Regions from separate parts of the Mus musculus genome. Here region 1 is linked to region 2. The links are chromatin loops, found by intact Hi-C in ENCODE. Cell type or tissue: left cerebral cortex. All regions are shown on one strand. Links, peaks and the distances in the headings refer to the core of each region. The heading gives the core; the rest is flanking DNA.

Evidence for each region. Peaks named below come from ENCODE experiments on the same cell type or tissue, not always from the same donor. Only the 100,000 strongest peaks of a DNase experiment are listed, where the experiment ranks them.
Region 1: a loop joins it to region 2, with 10 times the contacts of the local background. A loop is called at or near these places in 3 of 42 quality-filtered maps.

What each region holds. Positions count from the first base shown.
Region 1 is chr1:90,742,186-90,758,593 of GRCm38, reverse strand. No RefSeq gene overlaps it. Among named protein-coding and RNA genes, the nearest start is that of Gm41918, 14 kb to the left of the region's middle. In left cerebral cortex, for the core only: no CTCF peak of the experiment used is centred there; DNase peaks (open chromatin) are centred at 4,197, 7,130, 8,191 and 9,798.
Region 2 is chr1:90,683,545-90,699,952 of GRCm38, reverse strand. It overlaps Gm35332 (a long non-coding RNA gene), which reads left to right. Exons shown (of 4, transcript XR_878399.2): 2 at 2,427-2,517; 3 at 12,296-12,417; 4 at 12,870-13,108. Among named protein-coding and RNA genes, the nearest start is that of Gm35332, 12 kb to the left of the region's middle. In left cerebral cortex, for the core only: a CTCF peak has its summit at 8,426; DNase peaks (open chromatin) are centred at 8,514 and 8,954; H3K27ac peaks cover 834 bases.

The DNA of each region.
Region 1 (16,408 bases), core at 3,330-11,329, 60 kb before region 2:
TGTCAGAGTGGCCCAGTTCACCCAGCTATGATGTCACACACAAATCATCACAGCCCAGAAGCTCTCCCAGAGTTCCAGTGAATAATGATCCCCGAGTGATCCCAGCTGTTGTTCCTGAGAGGCCTCAGCTGTCCCGCTGAGGTTAGAGCATCCTGTATCTTCTACCAGGGCCAAGCTCACCCTCTTATCAGTTTTGCTTGGACCTTCTGTTCCTCTCTCAGACAGGGTATCACTACCCTTCCCTGTCCTTCCACTGACACCTTCTTTATCCTGCCAAGTTGCTCTGGCTTCCCTCAGAAGGACCTGGAGAAGCAGGCTGCTCTGGAATGTGTTTCTGGCTTGTGGGGAAGTGACCTGGACTGAGGACCTCTTACAGCCCAGTGTGCTGCCCTCCACTGTGTTGACTTCTCTATGAGCTTCCATGTCTGGCCATGCTGAGGAGCCATGGGTCCTGGTGCTGGGGTGTTGAGCCATGGTTCAGGGGTGGTGGGCCATGGTGTTGGGATGATGGGCTATGGGCTGGGCAGGCAGGATGATCATGGTACATAGCTGGTGGAGTCTAGTACAGGGAAAGCTCTTTGCTTTGCTCCTTCTCTGTTTCCTTGCTGGTTTGAGTTTCCATGCTGTCTGTGGGGTCCCATCCTCTCTTGCTGCCAGGGTCCAGTAGCTACTCTAAGGTCCATTGCACTCCTAGGGGATCTTTGCTATTTGTTTGGAATCTTGTGCAAGGGTTAACCTGCCCTGAGCCACTGAGGCCCCACCTGGATTCAGTTCACATATTAATTCTGGGACCTATGTGTGGTCACTCAGTTGCTAGGGAGCAAAAGACCAGAGGAGAGGTCTCATACAGCCTAGCTGTGGCATCTGGTAGGGAGTGATGAGCAGTGACCAGGGAGTTGCTTAACGAGGACGACTCTTAAGTATTATTCAGCCTGGAGGATAGACACTGTGCTCTTGCCTGGAGTCAGAAGTGTCTGGGAAAACCTTCCTGTGGCCAGCACAGTCATCTGATGGAAGATATTTGGGTATCTGCTGAGGGAATTAGCTCCATGTGTTTGATTTCAAGAGAATGATGGATTTCCAGTATTTGAAAAAAAAAAAGATGGATTTCCAATATTTGAAAAAAAAATTCCAGAGATCTTGGGAACAAAAATAGCACGACAAAAGGAAATTGGTGGCACTTATATACCCAAGAAAAAAGTATTTTTGCTTTTGGAGGCTAACGGTTAGAGCATGTGTCTGATAGCTACTCTGTTCAGTCTAGTGGGTTAAGAGGCCTTGTGTCAAACAGTCTGCCCGAAGCAGACTCTCATCCAGTCTTTCTACAGAGAACTATAGAGGATGACAAAAGCCAGAGGACTGAGCAGCAAGTCTGTGTGTGAGAAAGTCAGCATAGGCACATTGAGAGCAGCTGAGGTTTGGTCACACTCAGCCACTGGGGAGCTGGGGTCAGTGGGTCAAGGAGCAGGAAGCTGAGTGTTACCTGTTTACTCTCAGATCTTTGTTTGGTGGTTAACCTGGTGATGCCCACTCCCTCCATTTGTTAGAGAGAACCTGCACAACACTGTTAAGGAGAGGGTTTGGGTGTCGAGGCAGGGGATCTGGACCACGGAGGTAGACAGTTCAGCTAGAGACATCTGACACACCACAGACACAAGAGAATTCAGAGGTGGGCTGAAGAGAGAGTCACACATGCTACTGACCAGTCACGTTGCATATGAACCTAAAGAAATGGTAATGGAGACAGAATGGAGATGATGAGAGACTACATTGCTCATCCTTCAGAAGAAAGAAAGGGGTCCCCATGCTGTGTAAAGACTCTGAGGAAGCACCAAAACCTGCTGTGTGTCTGACACTCCACCCCTTGGCACCAGTAAAGTTTACTGGTAAGGAATCATGCTCATGCCAGATGTAGTAACTGAGCCTAAAACCTCTCTGTGATGTGAACTCTGGATGTGGTTCTGGATGCCTAGGTTCCTGATTCCCATCTAGTTCCGGAACTGATCCTGGTCTTTGAGCATCCCCCATTTTTTGAGCATCCCCCATTGTTTGAGCATCCCCCATTGTTTGAGCATCCCCCATTGTTTGAGCATCCCCCATTGTTTGAGCATCCCCCATTGTTTGAGTATCCCCCATTGTTTGAGCATCCCCCATTGTTTGAGCATCCCCCATTGTTGCTGAAAGCCACGCAAGAGTTTTCACATCTTTTTCAATAATGGGAAAGAATAGACAGGTTCTAATGCAATCTGATGGAAAGCCAAGGGAAATCTGAAGCCAGGAGGTGGCATTCTGATACCCAAGTGGGTCCCATGGTCATTCCTAAGCCAGGCATTAAGAAAAAAAAATGACTGGAGGCTAGGCTAGAAAGATGGCTCAAGGTTAAGAGCTCCCGCTGCTCTTGCAGAGGACCTGGGTTCAGGTTCCAGCAAATGGTGGCTCACACCGATCTGTATCTCCAGTTCCAGTGAATTCAACACTCTATTGTGACCTCAGGGGGTATAAGGCATCACATGTTGCACATACATACATACATACATACATATGTACATACATGCAGGCAAATAACAATACTCATAAAATGAAATAAATACATCTTAAAAAACATGATTTGTAGTTTTTTTGGCTCAAGCAAGCCTGAATCCCAGACAACTCTGGGAATCAGCAGGGCTCTGAAAAGAGAATTAGGCTGAGGGTGTCTGTGAGCACACTGGTGTGAGCACTCGTGTGCACACCTGTGATGTAACAATTTGTGCCATCTAATAAACTGTGTTAGCATATCCAGTGGACCAAGCTTTAGTCTACCAAATTCATGATAGTTTCCAAAGAAGTCAAAGCATTAGAAATAAAACTTTATATTTTGTTGAAGGGAACACCTGAGGTACTAGATTTGAGGACTTTTAGAATCCCCTGTGCTTCCCTCCTTGGGGAGCAGGAGGATCAAGTCTTTATGTGACTGTCTACCAACTGACTCTGACTTTGACCAGCCCCTGGAGTTGGATACTGGAGGACCTGTGCACACCCTCCAGACACATCTTGTCCTCTGTTCACTTTCTAATGGTCTTCACTATTGTGTAGACCAGAACTAACCCTGGACAGAATGGAAGACAGGAGTGTGGTTAAGTGTTAATCTGACTCTAAAGACCTCAAATATACATACACTCACACACGCACTCTCTCTCTCTCTCTATATATATATATATGTATATATATATATGTGTATATATATATATATATATGCATGTATATGTGTGTGTATGTATATGTATTATGTATGTATGTATGTATGTATGTATGTATCTATCTATCTATCTATCTATCTATCTATATTTGTGAAGTGTGGAAATGTGGTGGCACATGACCAGTCCCAGCACTTGGGAGGCAGACACAGGGCAGGTGTATCTCTGTGAGTTCCAGGACAACCAGGAACTACATAAAGAGACCTTGTCTGAAAAAAAAATTACTTTTGTTTTTCTTTAAAGCCAAAGAGGGCTATGGCAACAGGGAGCCTACCTGTCACTTACCCCTAATAGTCTGCTGAATCTCCCATCTCAAGGGATATATACTACTCGAGGTAAGACATAGCTTCAAAATAAATAAATATTGGCCGTTTCTAGAGACAGCACTTTGCATTATTTCCACACACTTTGCACTATTTCTCAGAATAAAGGATGACAATAAAGACATTTTAATTCTGTTCTGGTTCTATTATTCTATTCTCTCCTTCAGAATGTTTTCCAAATGCTTGCTTTCTGTGGGGTTACCCTGGGGAAATCTGGCACTGAGGACTAAATCTGTGCAAACTGTGACCAACTGGCTGCACCGCTTTGATTCAAAAATAAATGCCTGGAGGAAATGTATCTAGGGGCCCTGCCTTTGGGCAGAGAGCATCACAGATATGGCTGCTCAGTGTTGTCCCTCTTGACATTTCAAAGCAAACTACTGCTTTCCTCATAAGCATGTTCATAAGGAGTTTCCAGGGAATTTGGTGTCCCAAGGAACTCTTGACAGGGAACATGTCTGCATCTGGGGTCCATATTCGTAACTCACAGTCCACGGGCTTTCTCGTGCCTTTTAAGGGAGCAGGCACTGTCCCCTACCCCTGGGAGTGTTTCCGTCTCTGCATTCCATCCTGCACGTGGGGAGCCCTTTGCCAGCCATTGAGTAGGAGCTTCTGCCAGCGTGGCAGTAAGGACGGCTAAAAATAGCGGCAGCCGGTTTTCATCGACTGAATATAGGGATGTCTCGCTGGGATGCTGCTAATGCCCTTGTTTGGCAGAAGCTATTACTCACCCCAGCTCGAACTGATCGTTGGTGTTAGAGAAATGGCACCAGCGTGGAATCTCAGAGTCCTCCTCCCGGAATTCCCCAAGCATGAGTCTCTTACCTCCTTATACTCCAGAGCCAGGAGACGTCACCTTTCTGCCAGATTATGTCAATGCTGGGTGAGTGAAATAAAAAGTGGACTAGCTAAATAAAACTCTCAGCAGCCAGGGCAGCCTCTCTGGTTACCATGACCATCCTGCCTCAGTCCTTCGGGGTCCCCTGAGCCCCACTTAAGTTGCTTAGGTAGAGCCACAGGTCTCAATGTGTTAACAGCCAGGCAGATTTCACAGAGGAGGAACTTCAGAGGAAGGGTGTGGCTGTATGGATTTCTGTTGTTTGAGTTGAGTGGAATACTTCTATCATTTTGGAGGGAGTCACATTTAAAGATTTTTTTTAACACACTACAGCCAAATAAATGTCTTCTGGGCAGATATGGACCTCGGGACACTGGGTCACAAACTCTGGTTTTAGAAGCACTGAGTTAAAATTCAATTCCAAGGGCAGGCTTCTGTGGGTGGTCTCCTGTCTATAAAGTATTAAACGTTGAGTCTTTGGCTTGGGGATGGTCCACTGACTGTGCCCATTACATAAAGACTGCACACATGACAGGGTCGAGGGAGTTTTATAAACTGATCACGAGGATTTACAAGTTGCTTGAAGGTCCAGTGGGCTAAGCAAGGAAAAGAACGTGCAGTCCCTTACCCACTGCAGGTGGGCATTCTGAGTATGCCACTGGTTACAGATAGAAGACTGTTCTGCGATACAGGGCAAATGCTGAAAAGTTTTTCATGAACTAAGAAGCACAAAGAAAGCTTAGAAGTAAAACTGCAGGCCAGGCCACCCTTCTCGAGCTGACTGCGAGGATGTGGCCTCTTTTGAGTACAATCATAGTCATTGTAAAGTGCATGCCTTTCTAAGACCCAGTGGGTCAGCTGGCCGGGCACCTCAAGTTGTCACCATGGTGGCTGCTCACTGAGGCTTCAGTGAAACAGTATTCCCTGGGATCCCTGTTGTCACCCCCCAGTGAAACACCAGGAGCACAGGCTCAGAGCTGTGGGGACAACAGCAGCCACAATGGATCTGGTTTTGTTCCTACACACCCCAGTCAATGCTGTGGTTTTGATCCTTAGAACTGTGCCTGTGGCCTGGCACTGGGAAGGGCCTATCAGCTGTCAATCAAGGCACTAAACTGCTCTCATCAGACAGGTCTCATCACTTAAGGGAAACCTTTTAGGAATGCTAATAACGTATATTAATATCCAGTTGACCTTTCCAGTGAGTTTTCCTATTAATGCTTCCCGTTCAGTCACACAACCTCAGATAGGGTTGGGTCCTTCTGATGTCTCTCAGTGGGTTCTAATGGCTCTGTTAGTAACCCAAGTGCAGGTCCTTAACTTCTCACATTCTCAGTTCATCCTTTAATCCACCCCTTACTTGTTCTTAGTCAAGTATATCCACCACCATACTGTAGAACACTTACCTTTATTATGGAAGATATTAGAAATATTGATAGTGGGGCTGGAAACTACTGTGTACATACATCCTTTGCTTAATGTCTTTAGCTTAAGGCTGAGTAGCTCAGAGCTAGAGAGAGTGCTCAGTGGTTAAGAGCACTAGCTGCTCTTCCATAGGACTCAGGATTAACTCTCAGCATCTATATGGTGACTCACAGTTGATTCCAAAAGAGCCAATGCCCTCTTCTGGTCTCCACAGATGTCAGGCATGGAAGTGTGGCACAGAGATACGTGTAGGCACAGACACATATGCATAAAATATTAATAATTCTAAAATTAAGTAGAGAAAGAGTGAGTGGTGTCTCTTGGAGCTGGAGAGATGGCTCAGTGGTTAAGAGCACCCCCTGCTCTTGCAGATGGCCTGGGATTAGATCCCCAAACCCACATAGTAGCACAAAACTGAAACTACAGTTTCAGGAGATCCAATTGCTCTTCTGACCTCTTTGGACACTGCATATATGTGGTGTGCATACATGTATGCAGGCATACACTCATACATACTTTTTAAAAAGAGTAAAATGTTTTACCAATCTCTCTTTCTCTCTTTGTGTGTGTGTGAACATGTGTATGTGTATTGCATGCATGTGTGTGAGTGTGCATGTGAGTGTGTGTGTGTGTTTACCCAAGCACAGATGTGTTTGATGGAGCGCACATGCCACTAGACAATTTTCAGGCATCAATTCTTTCCTTCTACCTTGTGGGTCCTGGAGATTAAACTCAAGTCATTAAGCCCAACTTGCCGAGCCGTTCTGCTGGTCTCTACTTTTAAATGATATGTTTTAGTGTGGAGAATGTTATTTCTGAAAATCTGGACAACTTCCATTTATTATTCCACAGCAATTGCATATCAGCCAACTGTAGTCCAGATGCGTGGACTTCGTGACCTAGAGACTGCTCTGACACCATAAGGACGAAGGCTAAGCTTGAGATCAAAAGCATCCACCGCCATTGTGGAAACTTGTATGAATTAGCCATGATTCATTTCTAGGAAAGTATTTGTTGCTGTGTTTGCCATAGAAACCCTGCTGTCTAGCCTTGGCACTGGGTTGGCAATTTCACGTACATTATTTCCTTTTACTTCCCAGCAGGCCCATGAAGAGGGCACAAAGGGAAGATGATACAGTGATGATGAAGGCTTCATTAAAGAGGCAGGGAGGGCACAATAAGCCCACTGCACAGATGGAGGAATCAAGTTCTGAGAGATTCAGACTAACTGTCAAGGCTATACATGTAGAGAGGGGATGGAGAGAAATGGGTGGGAGGCAGACAGATGGAGAGAAGCACAGCGAGGAATTCACACATCACCAGATTTCAAACACATCCAACAGCTGCTCTGTGTGGTCAGAGGAAGGCTGAGAAAACACAGCCACACCATGTTCTGTTTCTCTCTTTGGTGACTGAGCAGCATCGACTGGCAGACGTGACTGTCCACTTGTGAGAGTCCCCCATCAGATGTTCTTGAGACCAGGGACTCGGCTTCAGCTCATCCCTCAGCTTTGAGTGCAGGCCTGGGCATGCAGGAAGTGAGCAGAGATGTCCTGTCAACATCTCTGGATACCTTTTTCCTTGGCAACATTGCCCCTCCCCCCCCCCCCCGCCCCCGCCGCCAAATGCTAGAGCCATAACTTAAGCACTTTCCTAAAAGTAATTTGAACTGTGAAGTACAGAACTTGTCCTATAAAGATAAAGCAGGACAGGGGCTCTCTCAAGATCACCCATATACCATTTGCAACCATTTGCGTTGTCAGCAACTTCAGAGCTGACTGCATATGATGCATTTAAAAAATATTTTATTGATTGAAAATTTCATGCATGTATATACAATGTATTTAAATCTTTTCCATCCATACCTCCTCCATCAACCTCCCCTAGAACCTAAGGAAGTTATTTTGATTAGAATTGTCCCATCTTTGCCAAAGGTGTGTGGTGTGTCTGAGACAGGGCAGCCTGGGTCATGGAAGGTGTGCTGGGATAGTGTTATGGTCGCCCCACACACAGCACTGGAGGGAAGTTTCCACCACGCAGGTTCTTTAGCTCAGCTCCACTGATGCCCACCTTAAATCAGAGACACGTAGGACAGATACAGAGCTCATGCTATTTGCAGAAAACCAAGAGTGCTCCCGAATGCCCGAAGGCATACAAAACAGAACTCGTCTTTTCTGCTTCTCTATCTGAGGCTTCAAGGGAGCCAAGTGTCATCTTGAATTCAGGACTTGTTTGAAGTCATCTCTATCTCCGTTGTGCTTAGTGGAAGATCTAGGGAGAACACTGCCTCCACTCGCAGTGGCCACTGCACACAGAACTCACTTCCTCCTTTGGCAAGCATGGCCCTGGGAATGTGGTTGCTTTTTACAGCATCTGTTCTCCATTAGGGCATCTGACAGTTCCTGACGCTGTGATGCAGCCAAGCGGGGAGCTGTGTGTGGAGGCCGTGCAGTGAGGTGTATTACTGACTGGTTAGTGGTGACCAGCGGAATCCCTGATTCACTAAGCCAGAGCTCTGGTTGTGGGTTGCCGAGCTCTGCTCCTGATTCAGTGCTGTGGACAAAAACAAGGCAGAGAGAATATTCTCACGGATGGATGCCATGAAGCTGAGAAAAAAGGGATGAGATCTGGACAGAAGGACCCTGATTTATAAAAGTCAGACCGGATGTGGTAGCACTTGCCTCTGCTTTCAGCTCTAGGAGTTTGAGGGCAGCCTGGTCTACCCAAGGAGTTTCCAGGTTAGCCTGGGCTACATAATGAGACCTTGTGTGCTAGCTAGTTTTATGTCAAGTTGGTACAAGCCAGAGTCATCCAAGAGCAGGGAACCTCAATTGAGAAAAAAAAAATGGATCCATGGGCTGGAGAGATGGCTCAGAGGTTAAGAGAAAATGGATCCATAAGATTGGGCTATAGGCCTAGGCATGTTCTTAGTGATTGGTGTGGGCAGCCCAACTCATTGTGGGTTGTGCCACTTGTGGGTTGGTGGTCTTAGGTATTATAAGAAAGCAGACTGAGGGGTGGAGAGATTGCTCAGTGGTTAAGAACACTGGTTGCTCTTCCAGAGGTCCTGAGTTCAATCCCCAGCAAACACATGGTGACTCACAACCATCTGTAATGGGATCTAATGCCTTCTTCTGGCATACAGATAGAGCACTCATGGATAAAATAAATAAAATTTTAAAAATAAGAAAAAGAAAGCAGGCTAAGCAATCCATAGAGAGAAAGCCAGTATGCAGTGTCCTTCCATGGCCTCTGCATCAGTCCCTGCCTCCCTATTCCTGCCCTGTTTGAATTCCTACCCTAACTTCCTTCAACAATGAACAATGATATGGAAACATAAGCCAACTACTTTTCTCCTCAAGTTGCTTTGGTAATGGTGTTTCATAATAGCAACAGAAACCTAAGTAAAAACCCTGTCTCAAAATTAATTGATTGATTGATTGATTGATTAAAATAGACAACTGATCTACCTCCCACTATAGGATGAAGGATGGCACTAGTGTACTGCAACATTGACCCAGTTTAATCAGAACACATACAGACTGAACTTAGTCTACAATGAACCAGACAGAAGGCTAGTTTGATCTCATGCAGAGAATGGTGAGGTATCCAGGAGGAAGGCTGATTAGAACATGTCTATGTGACTGCCACTCTGTATGGCTTTACAGAATCAATAGTATGTGGAGGACACTGTGCCCAGGTGTAGGGAATCTGCCAGAATGTGTTCTGAGAGTAAGGTTCCACATGACAAAGAGAAGATGCAGGAAGGAGCCTGTGGCTCCATCCTCTGTCTATGTGCAAAGCTTTCTGGTGGGAGAAAGACCTTCCTTGTTCTCCTTAGGCCTAAGGGATGAAAGCACAGGGATGCCGGTAGGAAATGGGCGGGACTGCCCAGAGTTTGGCTGTGTGCTTTATGCCAAGTAGATTCTAGTCCAGACTGTCACCATGAGGCAGGGGAGACTCCAGATGGAGTTTTCATCATACGACTTTCAGGCTCAGCAGCCAAGTTTGCCCAGGAAACGCTCCAAGGTAGAGATGAAAGCCATACTGAGCTTTGAAGAACACAGAGGCCTGGGCTGCAGGGGTGCTGGAAGTGTCCCAGAAGTCACAGGGCAAAAGAGCAGCATGCTGGGTGACCAGACAGAGTCAGGAGAATGGAGCAGTTGGTGGCTCCTGAAGTTAGACTTGTGTTTGATTATACTCTGCCACTGGATAGCCTTGTGATCTGGGTTCTGTAGATAGAAGAATGGCCCTGCAAAGATGCCTCTATCTCAGACCTTGGGACCTGTATGTAAACATGTCATGTTACATAGCATAGGGACTTGAGGTTGAAAATGGAGTTGAATTTATCTTGAACTATCTGATGGAGATGATGTAACAACAAAGGTGGAAGAATAGGGGTGTGGGGACTGCTTAGCTGGCCAAATGCTTGCCGTGCAAGCATGCCACGAGTTCAGTTTCTAGAGTCCAAGTAGAAAAGCTGGTCATGTTGGCACATACATTTAGAGATGGAAATGGGAGACTCCTGGAGGTTCACTGGCCAGCCATTTTAGCCAGTTCATCAGCTCCAGTTCCAGTGAGAGACTCTGCTTCAAGATGAACAGCTGAGGGTGACACCTGAGGTTGACTTCTAATCTTCACAGGCATGTGCATGGTCACATGCGTCTGTACACATAAGTGGTCACTACGTACTTTATTGTAAACGTGGAAAATGGAGGACGGAGACCAGAGCCTGATATGGTACTGGAGCAATTTGGGCTGCTGCACTCTGGCTTTGAACCTGGGGCCGGAGGCATGAGCCAGGAGTGTGTCAGCTCCCAGGAGAAGAGAAGACAGAGGGGCATATTGTCTTCTAGAAAGTTCCCAGCAGCACTTTAATCTTCATCCACTGGGACTTATTTCAGACTTCTGCCTCACAAACCTGAAGAATGATATATTGTGTGTTTTTATGCCACTAAGTTTATTTGTTTGTTACGCCAATAGCTAAAACTCCTAATGCATTTGGGATAGTTCCACCTTTCCGAGTCAGGAATCAGGTTATGTTGTGTGTACAACAGAAATACTGTTGTCTGAGTTCTAGAAATATTGAAAATAAAATATCAGTTCCCTACCTGGTGCAAGAAGACAGTTGTTATTGATAAAGAGAGTTGTCTGAGAGATTTCTCCAACATTTAGCTATTACAAGAAGCCATACCTTCCCTGTCCTCTGGGCATAGTATGGCCATTTCTTTCTTGAGATCAGAGCAGCTCTGATTACCCACACAGGACTCTGACTAGATTGAGAGATCACTCAGGGGGTACCTAGTGAAAGGGCACATGAAGCCCCTCCCCTCCCTGAGATACCAAGGCAGTAAGTGATTACTGGGCAGAGAGAGAGGTAGACTTTTCTTTCTCCTCCATGCTGTAGCCTCCTGTAAGTTGCCTGTGTTCTGGTAACCCCTCACTTGTGCTACTGTAAGTAAACCCAGTTGGACCCATTGGCCTCCCAAGTTAGTCCTCAGGGGAACTGATGCTTCGGTTTGTGGTTGGTGCCCTAACCAGAATGAGTACATGTTTTGCTCACAATTCCACAAAGAAAGATAGGAAATAAACTTATTAGCCATGCCACTGCCACCGAGTTTTCATTAAATACCTTCCCAGCCTAATCAGGTCAGCTGTGTGTGTGGATTAATGCAAAAGCAATTTCTAGGTAAGGGGCATAAAGCCAACTTTCTAGTCTAGAGTCTAGTAAAGAACCAACCTGGTTAGCTTTCTCCATCCATCCATCCATCCATCCATCCATCCATCCATCCATCCATCCACATCCATCCACATCATATATATATGATACACACACATACACACACACATATATATATACATACATACACACATACATATACACACATGCGTGTATACACATACATACATGTGCACACATGCACACACACCACTCATCACACCCAGAAGTCCTACTGTGGAGCTGCTCCTCTGATCACAGCTCTAAGGATAGGCTGGGGTAGGAGGTAAGCTTGACATTTTCTTTTCTCTAAGTAACTTCTACCATCAGATGATAGTAAGTCAGATGATTTAATTAGAGCCACTTCTGAGACAGAAGAGAAATTGTCATTTATCACTTGTCTTGAAGAGGAAGCTATGTGCCAAGTAGTATAGCTGGAAACCAAAATAAATATTCATCATAGCATCACAAAACCACACCATTTTCCAGCCTTTTGCAGATACATGCACAGAACCTGTGTTTATTTTAAGCTGACTTGCCTCAGGGTGACATGCCAAGTGCCACATACATCCCATCCTTGTAGATTTTTGTTGTTCTTCCTACCAAACATACAGAGTCCAAAGTCGGAACAGAGACCTGCTATCCTGCAGAGGGGGTTGAGAGCAAAGCCTACATTTTTGTTGTATTGAAAAGCTGAAGACTTTTTGTAATGTTTGTAATGAGCTCTTGGGACATTGGAGTTTCTGGTTTCTGCAGACTTCCGCCCCCTCCTTCCCCCTGGGTTTGGAAAGTGATGTGGTGAGACTAATGGTCACTTATGTGCCCAAGAATCTTTTTCCTCCCATTTTTATGTGCGCTGGTGTGGTGTGCATGTATGGATACGAACATTTGCATGTGCAAAGACATAAGTGTGTATGTGGGTGCACACACACACACATATACACACATACACATGGGTATGTGTGCGCATGGACATCTGAGCTTGACACTGGGAATCGTCCTTGATCTCCCTTCCACCTCATTCATTAGGACAACCTCTCTCAACCAACCCTGGAGCTTGCTGCTAGGGCTCTTCTCACTAGCTTCCTCTGGCCATTGCCTATCTCTATTTTCTAGGACTAGACTCACAGTCAGGCTGCCACACCCACCTGCATTTGCATGAGCTCTGACTTAGCAGCAAACTTAGACCACCAAGCCATCTTTCTATCCCCCAACAGCCGATCTTTCTGTAACAGCTGGTAACTTTTAAGAGCTTTATTACAAGAGTCAGATTTATTAACCCGTCTTTTCTTCTCAACTCCCAATCCACAAAATTTAGTTCTGAATAAATATGAAAAACTCCGACTGGATGTTCACGTATGAGTTAACTGCCAATAATATGATTTGAGAATAGAACAAGACTCCACGTTTTTGGCCTTCATTATTTACATTTACAATTGGGCTCCTCTCAAGCGACCAACATTATGACTATAGCAAAAAACATCTGAGTGACAGGCCAGTGGTTAGTAACAGCGTTATGTGACAGTCATATTATTTCTCCCATGATGTGAGGCTGTTAAGAAAACCCATACTCTCTCCACGCAGCTATGAAATGTGGAAATAAAGTAGTGTTGTGATAAGAATGTCTCTTCTCCTTCACCTCACTCTGTGCTGAATTAGTAAATGGAGCCCCTGAACCTTCTGGGAGCCATTTAGTGATTTTAATGAGTCTGAGGAAGAGGAGCCGGTTGGTGGCTGGTGGGTCAGGAGCTCAGGTCACATAAATGGGGCTTATGGCCAGCAGCTGGAGGTGGAAGCAGTCTTTGGGACAAAGCCCTGAGAGGCCTCCTCCAGGCAGATGGTCTCAAAGCTGTATTGGGTTGTATCACACCCAGCTGATGTTGTCTGCTTGGATGGGGAAGCCCTGCCCTGCACATCTGGAGCAGGTGGCAAGAGCTAGCTAGCAGAGGAGAAGCTGGGCTTGGGTTTGAGCTGAATGTCCCATTATCCTCAGACATTTTTCTAAGTTTAAACTCTGCATTAGAGGAAGTAGAGGCCATTGTGGGCATCGGCTGGAAATCATACAGCAGCACAGATCCACACAGGAATAAGGACTTTAGAGGAGTTGGGAAATGGCCACCACAGCTTCCCTTACACCTGAGTGCTTCTGCTTCACTATCTGGGAAATAAGACAATATTACAGTTGAAGACACAAAGAATAAGACAATGTTACATTGGAAGATACAAAAAAAAAAAAAAAAAAAAAAAAAAAAAAAAAAAAAAAAAAAAAAAAAGGCAGTTGAATCCGGGGCTGAAAAACCAGACTTTAATATAGGATAGCTTCTTGCTACAGGAGAATCCTAGCCTAGCTGTCTTGGTAAGTTCCTTAGCCTTTCCTGCCTCAGTTTCCCTGTCTGTAAAATAAGGCTAACAGCACCTAGATTTTAGGGTCATCAAAAGAACGAAGGAAACAGACACCCCTAGCATTAGCTAGCACATGGCTGCTCTCACTATTTGCCCCTCTACTTCTGTATTTTAAAATACCAAGTATCCTAGCTCCCTCTACAATACAATACTTCCTGAGTTCTCTGGGCTTTTATTATAGTGTGATATAACTCTAACTTTAGAATAGTCAAAGCAAAGGCCAGACTAAAATGAATTCTCTTCTCCATTGTTCTAAAGCTGGCTGAGAAAATGATCAGCCTAGAAGATGGCAGTCCTGGGTGGAAAGAGGAGGAGGGAGGGGTCCATTCTTCTATAAAAGGAGATTCGCTGAGTAAACAACGCTGCGTGGCCGAGCATGGTCCAGATGAGCAATGATTTATGAGTGGGAAATCTGGGCCGCCCGGCTTCAGCTAAACAGTGGGGGAAGATGGAAAGCAGATGTCTGACCTTCATCCCAGAGGCCCTCGGGTGAAGAGCGAGTGGGAGCAGGGCGAAAAGCATCCAGGGAGCTCCAGGAGCCTGGGAGCTCCGGGGAGCCGCGGAGAGAGCAAGGAGGGGGAGGGCAGCAGAGAGAAAAGGCTGATGGGAAGTCAAGCTCCTCAGCAAGACCTGGTGCTTGTGAGGGACATGCATATTGTTCTCACGGGTTCCTATGGAAACGGGTTCATTGATGGATTGCTTGGTGCTTGGATTACAAGCGCGCGCATGTGTGTATGTGTGTGTGTGTGTGTGTGTGTGTGTGTGTGTGTGTGTGAGAGAGAGAGAGAGAGAGAGAGAGAGAGAGAGAGAGAGAGAGAGAGAGAATGTGTGCCAGTGAGTGTGAGTAGAGTGAGTTTGTGTGTGTATGTGAGCATAAATGTAGGTGTATGTGAATAAGTGTGTGTGTATGTATGTATGAGGAGGTGTGTATGAGTGTACAAATGTGTGTGTGTGTGTGTGTATGTATGAGTGAGAATGTGTGTGGGTGAGTGTGAGTAGAGTGAGATTATGTGTGTGTGAACATGAATGTAGATGTATGTGAATATGTCTGTGTGTGTGTATGAGTAGGTGTGTATGAGTGTACAAGTGTGTATGTGTGTGGACATGTCTGAGAGGTTGTGTTTGTTAGTACTGTGCCTGTACATGTGTTTATGAGTTTGGCAAATGCACGTGTGTGTGTGTGTGTGTGTGTGTGTGTGTGTTATATTTGTGAGTGGCATGTATGTGTGAGCATACACAAGTGCCTATACACAATACACTTCAAAACACTGTGGTAAACTATTGCAAAACATTGTAGTAAACTATCTCTTCTTTTTTTTCAACCAAATCTCTGCAGAAGTTCAATGTCCTAAAACCTGAAAACAAGACTAGGTTTTAATGTAATTCTAACAAAGCTGAAGTCATTCTAGAGTCTGTCCTCACTGATGAACAAATGGAAAGAGAAGGGAAACCTGGTATCAGGGCTGGCAAATGGGGGGTCAGAGATTAAGTTTTGTCCACAGCTTATTTTATAAAGTTCATGATTACATGTCCTGCAAAGTCTCACATGACATTTGGGCCATGTCTGACCATTTGTCAGAAAGTCTGCTAATTCTTGGTCCAGACTATGTCACTATTACAAGTGAAGTATTCCATGGGTCAGTAAGATGACGCCACCTGCGAGTGGACAGTTGCTTGGAATACATCAGACGCTACAGGGTTCTGCCTGGTTACAAATATGTCCCCTCACTAACTGTCGAGCCCCTGCAAACCACCTGAGAAGCTGGTACTCATCTGCCAGATCTTACAGGAGCGTGACTCATGGACCACAAAAAGTCAGGGGAGACAGATGTTTCTTGCACTTTGACAATTTCCACAGAACAAGGCACACAAGGAGAGACGGATATCAGATAACCATGGCTGAGGTGTGTATAAACCACAAGGTTAATATGTTAATTATGATGAAATAATGAACCCACATGATAATTAAGCTAATGGCAACTAAAATCAATTGTGGGTTGGGTGTGTCGGGCACTGCTGAGCTGCGCATGTCTTGTGAGCTACCATGCTTAGCTCTCATCCTAACCCCCTGAGAATAGACTCAAAACGAAGGTGACATCTTTGAGGCCAAGGAACCACAAAAAGGCTGATGCGTGGTCTGAGGTCCAGCTCTGAGCCTTCAGTGTTATCATTTCTCAGATGAAAATCCAAACAAAGTGTTCAGGTATAACTAAGTAGGACACAAATGGAATTGAAAAGATCATATATTATATATGATCTATTTTAATTATATAATATATTATATATTATAAAATATTATATTTAATATGTGTGAGATAATATATTATATTTGTAATAATTATATTTACATATATTTATCATAAAGAACCATGTCTATCTCTCCCCTTTCTCTCCAAAAGCCTGCAAGAAAACTTTCAGTGCCAACGTAGTATCGCATTATGTGGTTCTGGAAGTTGATAAATCA
Region 2 (16,408 bases), core at 4,659-12,658:
AACACAATCCCTTGCTAAGACAGGGTCTCCCTATGCAGCCCAGACTGGCCTTGAAGTCCTGATCCTCCCTCCCTCAGTCTCCTAGCACTGACATTACAGATGTGCCCCACTATTCAAATCAGCCCAAGTGATCTTCTCAGAATGTTAACTGTAGTCCAAACTCATCTGGGTCCCCTTCAATTGTGGGATCAATTCTCTAGGTACTTCATGGTCAGTTCCTGGTTTTCTGAACCAACCTCACTCCTACCATCTTCTGTCACTCTCAGTCATCCCTGCCATGCCTGGTCTCTCTCAGTTCTGAGAGCATGCCGTGCCTCTGCTTACCCCACCCCACCCCATACCTGGTCTCCCCCAGGACTCCTTTTTTGTGTTTCCTGCCTATTTTATGGAAAAACACATGTCTTGGAGCTTGGTAGAGAAGTCTGATTCTGACTAAGCCACCTTTAGTCCCTGGATTAGGATACAGGATCCGGACAGTTCCAGCCTTTGCTTCTTACATCATGCACACATGTGATGACTTATTTGCTGATCCCCAGTTTTTGAAAGCCCACTACCATGCTGCATACATAGTAGGTGCTTATACTTGCTGAAGGAATGAATTCCCAGTGGTCAGGGCACTGTATTGATTTATCTTAACCTGAGTTCTTTAGAAAGGAAAGCCTGGGACACACTTACACTGGGAAGCATGTCTCTAAGGACAAACCAGGAAGCAAAGTGATGAGCCCAAGATACTTGTGTAAGTTGGCCAACACTATGGGAGACTTGTATGTAAAGCCATGAAACCTTTTGAGAAGCCATAGGAAAAAATAATGTGACTCAGAATAGCCATCATAAGGAGGTATAGTGTAAAGGATGTATTTATTGGTTCCTGTTTTCTGTTTTTCAGGGACCTCACCCTGCCCAATGTGGAGTTAATGCTCCTGGTTTGTGTGTTTGTAAGCACCAAGAGCCACCTTTGACTCTTCAGAAGGCATGCTCAGAAACCAGTGTTGTGGTAGCTAAGAGATATGTGGGAAAAGCCAACCAAATCACTGACAGGCTGCACCTAGATGAAGGATGTATCTAGACTAAAGACACACCTAGATGAAGCCTATCAGAGCTACACAGAGCTGGCTGGCTGACTCCTGGATTAGGTGCATAGCTGACATCATTCATTGCATGATATGAACCACTCAGATGCTCAGATACCTTACGTAACTGCTGGCTCCTGTTCTAAAGATGTGATCTCATTGATTTATAAATTGAGATGCTCTCATTCCTTCTTGGAGAAAGGGAGACTTGGTGCAGTCCAGGACATATTTCACTTACACACTAGGGCCAGATTCGGTCTCTGCAGACTTAAGCCTCAAAGGTTATTGGGATGTACAGCATGGGCCCCGAAGCAATGATGAATTAGCCACAGCTGATGGTCCTGTCTCCCCTTCCCCATTCCTCTGGTGTATTCCCTAGTCCTTCCAAAGCACTTTGGTGAGCCTGGGTTGCTTGCCCCTCAGTAGGGTGGAGTTAAACGTGTGTCTGAACCTTCAACACACTCCCACTTGTCAAGTGGTGAGAGTTTCATCTGATCTCTCACAGCAAGCAACAGTGTTCACCAGGGAAGGCCCGGATTCCTGACATCCATCTCAGCCACCATTGAGTGCAACAGTAGTTCTCAGGGGTGGCTGGCAGACCTTTGGGGGTTTGGAAGTTCCCTCTCTGGGTTTTACAAGCTCAAGACGATTTCCATAGCACTAAGAACACTTCCCATTGAAAGGATTCCAAATGCTCTGAAATGGATGTTTCATCAGTGGGGAAGTGGATTAGCTCTCCTCTCACTGGAGTGGGTTGACTTCCTGTCCATGGGTATTTCGGAAAGGCAAGAGAAACAACTCCAACTCCACAGTAGAGAAGCCTGGTAAACCCTGTCTCGGCCAGCTGGTGGAGGTTAGCGTGAAACATAGGACATCGAGATGGAAATACACGGGGCAGCCTTGATGGGTGCCATCTCAAGGGATCTGAAGGGTCCTCTGCCTTCGGTTCTTTCTTCTCAGTCCCAGAAACTCAACCTGATTAAGACAGAACACCAGAAAGGAATTAGTCGTGGGGCATCCCACCAAATACATGGTGAGAATTCTTTAAGACCATCCGGAGCCAAAACCCAAAAGAGTCTGAGTGATGAACAGTAAGTAGGAGCCCAGGGAGAGAGAAAGAGGTGAGAAAGATGAGGTCACGTGGTGTCCTTCGTGGAATCTGGGAAGAGAAGAACATTAGGAAAAAGCAAGAACTGTGAATCAAGGGTGACTTTAGTTTACAGCTTCAGTACTTGATGCCATCGTGGTGAACTGGGCTAAAAGATGATGATGATAATAAGGAGGAGTGGGTTCATGAGGACTCTCTGTGTAATCTCTGCTAAGTTGCTCTAAGTTGTGGTGATGTTTGCATTGCAGACCTGAACTTTGAGCAGCAAGAAGGAGGAGCATCAGAGAAGAGACTGAGCAGGAAGCTGGTCCTGGGAGGAGCCTGGCTTCTGCTTGTAGAGTGTGTACTGCTTCACAGTTGGTCCCACTTGGGAGTGCAGGGTCTGGCACATTGTTCTGGTTTGGCACTGTCCCCTATCCTCCTTGCATGTGCATGCGATTTTCTGTGCCAAGCAGTTGTCAATGTTCTCAGGCCTCTTCTGGGGAAAAGGGAAGCTCTGAGTTCTCAGAAGCCCACATGCCCTGCAGCTGCGGTGTGTACCAGCCCAGACCTCTGAGAAGGCCTAAGAGTATCACCTAGAAGTTGCCCATGATCCTTGTTTACTGGTAATAAAACCCACATCCCAAAGCCAGAATGACTGCATGACCCATGATACACTTAGACGAGTGGTTCTCTACCTTCCTAATGCTGCAACCACTCAAGGCAGTTCCTCACATTGTGGGGACCCCCCTCAACCATAAGATTATTCCATTGCTACTTCATAACTGTTATGAATCCTAATATAAGTATCTGATATCCAGGCTATCCAATAAGTTTTCTGTCTTGTTAGGCTTATCTTTGGGTGGGGCTCAGCTCCTGTGAAACGATTATTGGATCCCCAAGGGGTTATGACCCATGAGTTAAGAACCATGGCTCTAGATCAATACATTCATTCTTTCTACAGGAACTTTGCCATAGACTCAGCGAGGGCCATGCTGGTTTGTAAAGCTCTTTAATTCATTTGTTTTCCTAGATTCTTGCTCTCCCCACCCTTCCGGCTGATTTTTCATATAGGCCCCAGACTAACAGACTCCTTCCCATGGTCCTGGCCACAAGGAATCATAGAACACCTGACTACAAGCATGAGCTATGGACTCCTGCTCAGCTGCAGAGGCCCAGTCTCGAATCAGTGCCCTCACTAGACCTCTTTCTGCTTGTCTCTAGCATTAATAAGCTCTACTAACAATGCTCTTATAAAAAGAATAATCCCTCCCCTCCCCTCCCCTCCCCTCCCCTGCCCTCCCCTCCCCTTAGTTCCAAATCCACTTTTCACAGACAAGCAGAGACCCTGGCAGCCACTCAAAGGTGAATCTGATCATGAAGCTTTAATACAAGTGCTGTCCTTGGGGAGATGAGTTTCTTTGGCTCTTTGCCATGTCAAGGCTATCCCAGGAAAGTATGTGTGTGTGTGTGTGTGTGTGTGTGTGTGTGTGTGTATACATGTACATGGGCATGCATGTAACAGGAGCACACAAATATATATGTCAAGTCTACAAGTGCACCTGATGATAGGAACCAATTCATCCCCATCCCAGCTGGCTAGCTATGACGCACCAACTTGAGGGAGAGCCCAGTTTGCTGGGTTATATGTCAACTGCAGTTTGTAGAACAAACCAGAAACATTGAACAACAGAACTAGAGTAATGGGGACTGATGGTAGGTAAAGCTGACCACTCTGTCTATATGTGAGGGAGACTAAAAAGGAAGGGATGAAAGTTATGCATGGCCACTGGACAGGAAAGGGTCCTGTCTTCCTAGAATTCTGTGTAAGCATTTAGTGCGTGCTCTGGCTGTAGCTTGTTACACCAACACAGCTACCCACCCTGGTGGTTGTACTTTGGAAGGAACCGTTTGAAAGCAGATATCAGAACACCGCACAACTGCAAACCTGTGAAATTTGACACTGTTCTCCGACACTAATGATAGGAACACCCAGGAGGTGGTGCCCACAGTAGCCCTGAGAGCTCTCACTGGGCAGTTTGCACGCTAACAAAAATGTAAGGCCCAAAGAGGTGTCCCCAGCATTGCAGTTTAGAGTCACTTCATACCGAGATGTAAGAGTTTGGGTGACACCAACCTGACCGTGGATGAACTTTCCCTACAAAGTTGTGTCGTGCCAAGGTTTTTATCATCTGGAGACTAGCTGCTTCTGAGATGTTTAATCAATGTTGCAGGGGCCAATCGGCTTCTCATCAGACAAAAATGTGGGGATTGTAATACTCCATCCCTGTGGTCTATTATTTTTCTTTGCCCAATAAGATAATTTTTTTTCCTCCTTGAGCAAAATGGCAATTGCTCCGTACGTTGTAAACAGGAAGTGCACCATCTGTGGCTGTTCCCCCTGCCTCCAGCCAGCGCAGCACCTGCCTTCGGAGGGGATAGAGTCACACGCAGAGGCCCTGCCCTGGGCAAGTAAGCAAGCTCTGTCAGTAAGCTCAGTTTTCAGATGCAGGTGCTTTGCTAAATGAGGGTGAGCTCCCCATGCTGCCAGCCGCAGTGCTAAGGAGAATTAAATGTGCATCTGTTAAAAACCAATAGCCATAATTTGACTAGATACCAAACCTCCTTTTGAAGCCATGGTTTAAACAGACTCAGTAGGAAGCTATGACTTAGCTAACCTGGGCTGTTCCTACCAGGTCCCTGTGAGTGACCCCCTTCTGTCATCTCATCTCCTAGATGGAGACCCAAGGCACATAAAGGGGTCAGCAGGGACAGAGCTGAAATGTGTGCCCAGGTGAGCAGACCCAGCATTTCTACCTGTGTTCCCTCAGCTTCCGGCTCGGGTTCTGCGCCCTGGTCCTCTGGCCCAGTGGGTTAGCTCTCCAGCTCATTTCTGCACCTGGCTTCTCCAGAGCTGCAGCTTAGAGAGCTGGGCTGCAGCACAACCTGGAGGTATAGTGGGAGGGAGGGGTCACTGATGGTGAGATGGGTCTCCATTTGCTCTTCCAAGCAGAGCCTGATATTGTCAAGAAATCTGGTGGCCAAGGGTTAAGGGGGAATGCTGTGTTGTAGCCAGCTCTACTTTCCTCTTGCTGTGTGATGAAGGCCTCCTCTTGTCTTCCTTGTCTTCCCTTTCAGGAAGAGAGGGCTGGTGGCATGAAAACGGTAGAGGTAATTAATATAGGTGGAGGTAGTCCCACATTGAGGCACATCCAAGGCACCAGTAAAACCGGCTCTGGGTCAGGGTGGGAGGAAGGATGGTATAGAGCATGCTGCTGGTTGGACATGAACCATTGGGCCCTCAGCTGATAGCAAGCACCACATCAACTGTGAAGATACTGAACAGTTGAATGCATAGTGCCCTTGGAGGACAGATGTGGGTGCTGGCAACTGAACTAGGGTCCTCTGAAAGAGCAGTAAGTACTCTTGACCACTAGGCCACCTCTCAAGGCCTGCCCTTAATATTTTATTTTATTTTATTTTATTTTATTTTATTTTATGTAAATCACCTTTTTTTTTATTGACTCAAACTTCCTTCTAAACTAAGGAAGTTAACTATCAGTCTACCATAAATTGCCATGATTTTCCCTTAGCATCTGCTTGAAGATTTAAAATGTTAAACTAGTATTTCCTTTCAGCTGTTTTTTTTTTTTTTTTTTGATCATTGCTAATTTGGTGTGTCTGGATCTCTTTCTTCCCTTTTATACTTTTTGGCTGTGAAGTCAGTCTACCTTAATATTATTAAAATATCATTAGAAAATCATTCCTCATAATTTTGTGATTTTTATATTTTGTTTTTGAATATCTTACCCATCTGGAATTCATTCTGGTATTATGAGTGAGTCAAAGACAACCAGTTTTTATTTTATTTATAAATGTTCCAACGATATTTTTGAAGTGATCCTTCTTCCTCATATCTGTCTTGAGCAAGACTCTCATCCACGTCTCCTTCTTGACTCTCAGTTGACTGCCTCACCTCTCAATTCCTTTACTGTCCTTTGAGATTGTGCTTGGATATCAGACAGAAGAAATCTGGTTTCGTTAAATCTCCTCATGCCAGGCTTCTCCTTAAAAGTCATTATTATTGTTATTCTGTTCTATTATAATTACATAACCCCCCTCCCCTTTTCTCCTCCCAGTCCCTCCATGTCCCACTTTTTCTCTTTCAAATTCAAGGCCTCTTTTTTCTTTAATTGTTGTTAAATATGTATGTACACACACACACACACACACACACACACACGTACCTAAATGTATTATATATATATACAACCTGCTGAGTCTGTATAATGTTGCTTGCCTGTATCTTTTCAGGCTGATCATTTGTTATCAGATAAGCAGTTGGCCCTGGGGAAGACTATTTCTCTTACTTTCTGTATTCCTTATGTGCCTGTATTTCTGTGTGTACAATGGGGGTCTCCTGAGCTCTCCTTGCCCCTGAGTTCTTTTAGATCTTGCCCAGAGCCAGTCTCCCTTGTCAGCTAACTCTTCAGTTGCTTTTCAAACCATACTGAAGTCCTTTGACTTTGGGTATGCTATATAGAGGCCACTGACATTCATTAGAGAATTCCCTGCCAGTGCAAGGCATGAGTCCACTCAGTCCCTGCTGTATGGGGAAAAGGAACCACCATTTGTTCTCTGGCTATCTGACACAGAAGAGCAATTGCTCACTACAGCTCTCTGTCTTGCCAGGCTTCCTCTTGCTGCCTGCTGTGGGTCCCCTTTCACGTGCTCACTGGAATTTCTGGGTGGCCAGCACCAAGGTGGATAGTTGAGGTTTGCAAAACCCCCAGGAATTCTTGGAGCATGGCACTTCCTAGATAGTGTGCAGTCATCTCTCTGCTATTCAGAGTTCTCACATGCTTGCACACATTCACATACAACACCCAGGGGTTTTGTTGCACTTGAAGGACAAGGGAGGGGAGGGTACCTTTACCCATGTTCTCGGAAGCAGCACTTCCTTCCCTCTAGTCCATGTGAGGCTATGTGACCTCATGTTCATACCTACTTTTAAAATCTTTTAATAGTTTCTGCAGGGTTTGCAATAATGAAATATTCAACAATCGGTGCCCACCCTTAAATAACAATTCAGGGACCTTGAGGCAGAGTATCCAGCTCTCGCCACACACACACCAGCTCCTCTCTGTACCTACTATACAACTCCAACATGCTGGAACCTATGACCAATTTACACAGTTATCTTTAAATCGATCAGGAATATGATGTGGAAAGGTGGGGACTTTGTTCTACCCTCATTATCTTTCTTTCCCACATCGCTTCCTTTCTTCATGGAGTTCACAGTTCCTGACTGAAGACAAACACATCTCCTAGGCTGGGTCTACTGACAGGAATCCCTTAGTGTTTGCCTGAGAAAACCATTATTCATCTCCCCTAGCAAGGGTAACTTTGTAGAACATAACTCCCAAGTCTACACTCCTGGGAGACCAAAGGTAGGCTGTGCTGCTGGCAATGTAGGCTCTGCATGTCTTCAGCATTTCCCTGTATTGTACCAATCTACAGGTCACCAACGCAAAGCTGCTTTTGGCTGGGGTGTTTTGGCACAGGGTTGAACTGAGGACAGTGTCTTTGTGCCTGTCACACACATTAATCTCTTGTCACTTATTTGTGCAGCAGGTGCTCCTTCTAAGATGCAGGCCACCTTTGTGCTTGCTTGTTGAACCAACAGGGCACTTTGCTCTTAATGAGAAGGTGCCTTGTTCTATTGAGCCCCACCTTTCCGCTAATGGTTTTTAATTCTAGAATTCTTTAGAAGATTATTTCTTTACAGTTCTATCCTCTTGCGTTGGATGCTATTGCTTCTGTCATCCTGCCTTGGGAGTTATTTCTTTTCTACCTTGCTGGACCTTGAGTCTGATGCTGAGTTCATTTCTGTGTATTCTTTCCTTGCACCTTGGTGCATGTTGTTTAGGGAGAGGGGCATTTTGATGCCTAGGTAGTAGGGTTGGTTTTTCTTTCCCTTTTTTACTTAAGTTAGTCCATAAATTTTATTGTGTAGTCATCAGTGAGCCTGGGCTGTGTTTCTCATTTCTTTTTCTCAGTCTCTGTCTAGAGCAGGAGATCTTAGCATCTCTGTACCACCCACGTTGCAGAAGCTATACTCTGGTCAAGTACATGAATGGATGCTTGCTCTGAGAAAAGTGACTTCTGGACACTAAGAGGAGTATTGTGTAATGTATAGTTGTTGCTATGGGGTATGGAAAAGGCTCACATACATATTTGATCTTTGAATTTACACTGCCCCTGCTGGCTGCCTCTAAATAAACTGAATATTTGCCTGAGATTTCCTTAACTTGTTAGCAAAGCCCTCCTCTGCAGCCTCTCCCACAGTTCTGTTTCTAGTATGATCAGTTCCACAAAAGCCAGATGGGCCCCAGCAAAACCGATGCAAGGGGTGGAGGTGGCACGAGGACATAGCTTGGCTGTGATGTAGTCTCTGTCCAGCTGGAAGTAAATCACAGAGCTCTGCCGTCCCTAGTTTGCTGGCCAGTCCGGCCTCCAAAAGGTTCTTCAATGAGGGTCACCACATGCTGGATTCTGCAGCGTTCCAAGGCCAGAAATAGAAAAGGCTCCAGATTTCAATAATGTGAGACTTCCGTTGTTGAATTACCCTATAGCACAAAGGCCTATGCTCCAAGTCTCCCCTCCCCATAACCTCAAAGGCAGGAGGGTACTTCTCAATTTCTCCCGTCCGTCCTGTGCTCAGCAGATGTCCAGGCCCCTGTGGTGTCTGTGGAGTCCTCAGCCAGGAGGATCCAAATCAGCAGTGTGGGGGAGGAGGTGTTGAGAACACAGACCTGCCTGAGTCATTCTTTGTGTTACTAACGTCTCTAAGATACAGTGTTTCCCAGGGTCCCGAGCCCACAGAGTGATATATAGCTGTTGCTACATGTGTCCTCACTGAAAACTAGTGATGAGAAGCAGCTGCTGGCCACTACTGCTAATCATACATGTCCATATTTCTCATCTGTTTGAAAAGCAGTCATTCCCCCTGATGGGTCTCCCAAGTCTGAGCAGCTGAGCTTCCAGGCCTGCCATAAAACCCAGTACCTCATCCTCCTGTCTCCCTGCTTGATTCAACTTGGTCATGGCTGAGCCCCAAGCCAGCTCCACACCCTCAGCCCTGTGAGAATAACAGGCTGTCTGGGGATTCTCATTATGTCACTGTGGAAGACAAGAGGTCACAGGAAGCCGGGACAGTCAGGGTAGAACAGAACAAATTGGTCAGGATATGGTTCCTTAAACACCCTTGACTTCTCTTGATTGCTGTGGTCTCCTTCATGGCTCTCCTGAAACACCCACACTGGCCCACATGCCAAATACATGCATCTTGTAGACACTTCAGAAACACACCATATTCATGCCATACCACACACCATGCATAAGCCACACAAATGCACATACACACACACACACACACACAAAATATACCAGAGATATGTAAACACACATGTCACACACATACATGTCACATATGCACACATGACATACACATACCGTACCAATCAAATCCCTCCCACAGACATACCATATATGTAAACCACCTGTCAATACAAAAATATGCACAATAAAAGACTTGCACTATCCCAAGGGTGGTCTCTCTGCTTCCTGCTTGCAGACAGAGATGTAAGCTTTCAGCCATTCCTGCTGTCATGCCTTTGCTTCGCCATCACGGATCTTCACCCTCTGAAACCATAAGCCCAACTAAATCATTTCCATTATAAGTTACTGTGGTCACAGTGTTTTATCACAGCAATAAAAACCCTAATAGAATAGGCAACTCGCTTTTCCTCATTTTATTAGTTCTTTGAGAGTCAATGTATTTTGATCATAGTCCAGCTAAGCAACTACTGGAAATTGACAGCTGCTGGGAGAGGGGAAAGCCTGTTTCTTTAAGACCGAGACCAAGAATTTCATAAATCCATTGTTTTTAATAGCTGAGTAGTACTCCATTGTGTAAATGTACCACATTTTCTGTATCCATTCTTCTGTTGAGGGACATCTGGGTTCTTTCCAGCTTCTGGCTATTATAAATAAGGCTGCTATGAACATAGTGGAGCATGTGTTCTTATTACCAGTTGGAACTTCTTCTGGGTATATGCCCAGGAGAGGTATTGCTGGATTTTGAAATGTATATAAAGAAAACATCTAATAATAAATAAATAAATATTTTAAAAATTCTGGCTGAGGGCTGGAGAGATGGCTCAGAAGTTAAGGCTGCTCTTCTAGAGGTCCTGAATTCAAGTCCCAGCAACCACGTGTGGCTCACAACCATCTGTAATGGGATCCGATGCCCTCTTCTGGTGTGTCTGAAGACATTGACAGTGTGCTCATATACATAAATTAAATAAATAAATCTTTTTTAAAAAAAAAAAAAGAAGGAAAGGAAGAAAGGAAGGAAGGGAGGGAGGGAGGGAGGGAGGGAGGGAGGGAGGAAGGAAGGAAGGAAGGAAGGAAGGAAGGAAGGAAGGAAGAAGAAAAAATCTGGCTGAGCAAGCTATAAAAAGCAAGCTAGTAAGCAGCACTCTTCCATAGCCTCTGCATCTGCATCTGCCCTGGGCTTCTGCCTGCTTGAGTTCCTGCCCTCACTGCTTCTGATGAGCCATTATATGGAACAGTGAGTGAAATAAACCTCTTCTCCCCCCAAAAACAAAACAAAACAAAAACAAACAAACAAAAGAACTGAGGTCAGCCATGCTTTCACAGAAGGCTGCACAGCGAAGAGTATCCAGGCAGTACAAACTGTATTTGATGGGGGTGGGGGGAGGGGAAAAAAGAGGACACACAGAATGGGATGGGCTCGGACAGAAGGGAATCAGGAGGATTTGGGGGGTGAATATAATCAAACGTTCTGCTTTTTTAAATCTGGCGTTTTTATTATGTATGAGTAACCAGGGTGTCATGTGGTACAAAGACCTTATTTGTCTCCATGTTTTCTGTGTGAGGCCCTCCCTCCCGTCCCTGCTGTCCAGTGTTGAGGCTTCCTGCTTAAAGTTGAGAACCTGAGTGGGGGCATCAGGAATGACCCCCTGGGTCCCCAGGCTCCCTCATCAGTCCCCTCTGGTAACGCCAGCTTCTGGTTGCTGTAGATGAAGCCAGGCCTCCTCCACCACAGGGCCATCACACTGGTTGTTCTGTGGGGGTAAGATGTGTTTCCCTCTGCTATAGGTTTTTGGGAGAACCCCTTGTTTCCATTATGAGCTCCCCATGAGCCAATAGCAGCCTTCTTTTTGAGGGACTCTATTTCTCCTCCATGATATTTTCCCACATATTGTTAAATAAAAAATAATCTGATGGCCTCTGTTATTCCTTGTCTCTCTCTCCCTCTGAAATTAGGGATCAAGATTTTTTGTCTGCTTTGTTCACAGCTGTAACTACAGATCCAGAAGTGGAATCTGATGCGTGGCACTCAGTACATGTTGGCTGCGTGAATACGTGAGAGGTTTGGAGTCTGATCATGCGTAGAATCTGAGCCAAAGACAGGGCCACAGTGGTGCCAATGAAAAGGCGACTTCAGCTGTCAGTTCAGGGCATTTCTCACAGTGACCATGCATGCATGCATTTGTGATTACTAGTCTCCATGGGGCTTTGGGATGGAACTTGATTCCCCTTTGAACTGGTTTTCAGTGTAAGTTAGAGGAGAAAGGGGTGTGTTAAATGAGGGTGTGTGAAGAAATTAACTGAGAGCAAGGCTAGGTCTCTCTTTTGGAAATAGGGCTTAACTTTCATAAGTTTATGACTCTCTGTTGGGAGTGTGTGTGTGTGTGTGTGTGTGTGTGTGTACTCCATATCAGTACCTGCATGGTTTCTCTCACAGAGCACATTCCTAATGGAGAATGCTTGATGTAGAACCTTCCAGATGGAGCCGATCTTGGTGCTTGAGCTTGCATGGAACGCCGTAACCCTGCAACCCTTTGCTTGCCAGCTTTTGGATCTGATTTCACAGATGCTGCAGATTTTGATCAGCAAGCTAGTCACATTTTTTAGCATCTCGAGGCCCGCAGATCACAACTCATAACTGAGAAATATTGACTGAAACCCAGTCATGTTTCTCTGCAAAGACCCTGTGCCTCTTTTACTGTTCTTCTGCATCCAGATGGTGTATAATGGTTTATTCCAGGCCAGAGAAAAGAGAGTCACAGCAGTATCGAGGATACTTCCCTTTCTCCCGGAGGAATCATCTGGAAGGAATGACTCCAAAAGCCTCACTAGGCCGGGCTCTCCTGTGTGCACTGTGCCTCAGTGAGTTCTCTCTTACTTACAACTTAGAAGGAGGAGAGCTTTGTGCAGGCTCACAGTTTAGAGACTCCAGTAAGTTCATTCACTCAGGCCTGGGGTGGGGCTCCTGGCTAGGGCATGGGGTAGATCTGATCATTACCCAGGGAGTGCTGGTGTCTCCTTCCAGGGCAGGCTGCCATAACCTAAGGACTTCCCGCTGGCCCAGCCTCTTACAGATTCCACCCCTTCCTGGTGTCCATGGTATTTGTTACTTGGTATTTGTGATAATAGTATTTGTCATGCCAGTGATAAAAGTAACCTAGGGAAGGATTTGTCTCAGCTCAAAGTTTGAGGAAACACAGTATGTCACAGTGGGCAAGGCATGGCAGCAGGAGCATGAAGCAGCTGGTCACAGTCTGCAGTCAAGATGGATGCTGGAACTCAGGTTGTTGTCTTCTTTTTTTCTCATTGTTTAGACTTTGACCTCAGCCTGTGAGTTGATTCAGACCCTCATTGGATGGGTCATCTTTCCTCAGAAAAAAATCTCCGTGAGAATTGCAACACACCCAGAAGTGTGCCACCTAGCTGATCCCAAATACAGTCACATTGACAGTGGGAACCGAGCAGCACAACCATCTTTGGGTCTTGCGCGTGCCCTGACTTGCCAGCAAGAACAGGATCCTTCTGCACATGTTTATTGGGAGAGCTTGATTGCAGAGGTGAAGAGACCCCAAGCCCAGAACTGGTGCTGCTTATATAGGCCTAGGAGAGGCGTGTCTCACACCCGGATTGGTTATGCATGGGTTATGCTTACCACCTCATCTGCATGTCTCACATCTGATTGGTTAACTTCTCTCTCATCTGATTGGTTAACTTGTCTCTCATCTGATTGGTTAACTTGTCTCTCATCTGATTGGTTAATTCTCAAAACCTCATCTTGGCAAAAAAACTTTACTGCCTATGTATGTGTGCTGGCCAGTGGAAGCCAGTGCCACCCTGCAATGGCACATGTGGCTTCCCACATCTCCCCCTTTTTGTTTTAATAAAATGAGGCTGGTCTAGGCCTGTGCAATTATGTCCATCCTCCGTGGCTCCTGTTTTAGGTCGTTCCTCTAATGTCACAGCCTTACCCATCATAGGGTAACCCTATCGCCACCAGGCCCTGTGTCTTAGGTTGGTCTATGCATGAGGAAAGTTGCCCATCTCTGGATACCGCAGTGCTGTGTGACAGTAACTGCTAAATGACCTAGGGTGAACTCTACAAAAGAGGCCAGCCAAAAAATGAATTAGTGGGGAAATCATGATCACCCTATCGCGTGCAATGAGGAAACCTCAGCGATGTGCAAGGGCTGATCAATGATCGTTGAGTCTCTCTCATTCCAGTGCAATGGATCCATAAATCCATGAGGTGCAAGAGCAGAGAACTCAGATGCCGACTAATTCTCGAGCATAGATAACCAAACTTCAGGGGAGGCGCCATTTTCAATAGCTAAAAGTGCCTGAGTTATAATCACCTTGTCACGTTTTTTGTTGGGTTCTGAATTTGCATACCAACCAGAGCATGAACACCAGTCCACAGTATATGGCAGCACAAAATCACTCCCACCCATTCCTTAAAGTAAGAAAAAGCAGAGGTAAACCAAGAGGTAAAATTGCCAACAATGATGGGTTCTATTCGAGTTCCATTAAGGCTTAAAATCTGGCATTAGATGTAAAGAATTGAGGAAACACCCGAATGCGTCAACGGCATGGTTTCAGGAACACAGAGCTCTTCAGTTCTCACTAGAGGGAGCACCCCCAGCCACAGGAAAATCAACGTCCTCATAGCTCTGCTTGTTTTGAATTGCTCTGGTCAGCTGTTCTGGGACCCACAGCTGTTGTCGGTGATCCTGGGGAAACACACAAACAGACCCTCTTGCCCATGTCAACACCATCAACACCAGTGGGCAATGATTTCCACACCCTTATGGCAATCTGATTCACCTGCTCAAACACCTGCACTGGATATCCTGTCTGTTGTTGTGCAAAGCAACCTTGACCAAGCAGCATATCCTTATCCCATGCTGGATTTCCTGTAGCAGTATTAGCCGCTGCCTGTTCATTTGCAAATTTAATAAGAAAGGCTTTCCAATCTAAATACTGCCCAGGTGAAAGGCATGCCTTCACCAAGACTGCCCAATCAGATGGCGTCATGCAGTGTCTATTCAAGGCCTCTACTTGAGCCACAGTATAGGAGGCAGTTAAGCTGTACGTCAGCACAGAATTCACCTTCCTCCTCCACCTCGGCTCTTTTATTTTGTCCTTTCTGTCCACCTGATAACACTGTGTCTCCTTTCTTTTTCTTTTTTCTTTTTAAGCCCTTCTCCTCTTCCGGCATACTTTCTTGTTGCTCTGTAAGGATTTTCTGACCTGTCTTGACTGCCTCTACACACAGTTTCAAACAGTAACAGAGTCCATATATCAGAACAAACAAGACCAAAACTATCAGACCTACCCACAAAGGGTCAATGGGAGAAAAAAGCATAACTCATGAACCTTAACTTGTCCCAAAACCGGGAACCTTATCGTCTCAATCCTTTCTTTCCTTCTCTTCTCTCTTTCCCTTCTCTCCTTCCTTCCTTTCCTTCCCTTTCCCTTTCCTTCACTATTTCCTTTTCTTTATCACTGATTCCTTTTATTTTTCCTCCCTTTTCTTTTCCTTTTTCTTAAAAAACATATCCCCTTTTAACCTGGGGATCAATTTGGGAGACTTACTGGTACCACCGTTCCTCAGCTGAAGAGTTCTGAATCCACGCAGTCGGATCCTACTCAGCAGTCTGTTTTATGGGAACACTTTATTAACCGCTCCTTCCCCGCGATGCAGTTCTGAATCCTCCCTGTAGCAGGGGGTCTTCGCTCATGCCCAAAGATGTTTCTTTTCCCGGGTTTTCGGCACCACGCTGCAACAGGATCCTTCTGCACACGTTTATTGGGAGAGCTTGATTGCAGAGGTGAAGAGACCCAAGCCCAGAACTGGTGCTGCTTATATAGGCCTAGGTGAGGCATGTCTCACACCCGGATTGGCTATGCATGGGTTATGCTTACCACCTTATTTGCATGTCTCACATCTGATTGGTTAACTTCTCTCTCATCTGATTGGTTAATTTTGGTTAATTCTCAAAACCTCATCTTGGCAAAAAAACTTTACTGCCTATGTATGCGTGGTGGCCAGTGGAAGCCAGCGCCACCCTGCAACGGCACATGTGGCTTCCCACATTTGGGACCAAGCATTAACCCAAGGGGCCTTTGGCCAACATTCTAGGTACATACCTACTCAACTTACTGAAATTCTCAAGGGTTCCCTGAGATGTCTGTTCCCTCTGGCACTAGTCCTGGTGTAGAAGATTCTGGCCTTTGCTGTAACTCATTGCCTGTGTTACCTGGTTGTCATGCATGTTCATTATGGGATGTCTTATGTGTGACACATCACTTCTCTGCTGTTTGCATAGGGTCAACCCACAAGTTTCCTTCATGGAGGACACTATGTGGTGCCATTGAAATAGTAGATATGTACTCTGAACGGGGAGAGGAAGAAAGGAGAGTGCAGACCTTGGGCCAGGCTGATATGAGTCCATCTTTTCTTCCTCATGCCTTCTTTGGCTAGCTCTGCTGGAAGCCTCCAGAGTAACAAGAGACAGACCCTCTCTGATCTGGACACTGAGATTTTTTTCCAGTTTGGTTAAAATAAAATCCAAAGCCATACATGACATTAGGTTTGGAGTCCAAAAATGTGCTCACTACTCAGAGCCGGGATTTCTCAGAACAAGAACACAACATATGGAAAGAAGAGGCTGCAGTGTGGCCACAGGGCAGCAAGGCCAAGTTGATTGGTGCTTGCTCAACTCCTACTCAGATGGCCAAGAGACCTCAGGCTTTGGTGCATCCTGCAGTGTGCACATGTGTGTCACTGGTCTGACTAGCATATGTTTGCAATTTGTAAGGATCATTTTCTTTTTTTCCAGGGTGTGTATTTTTA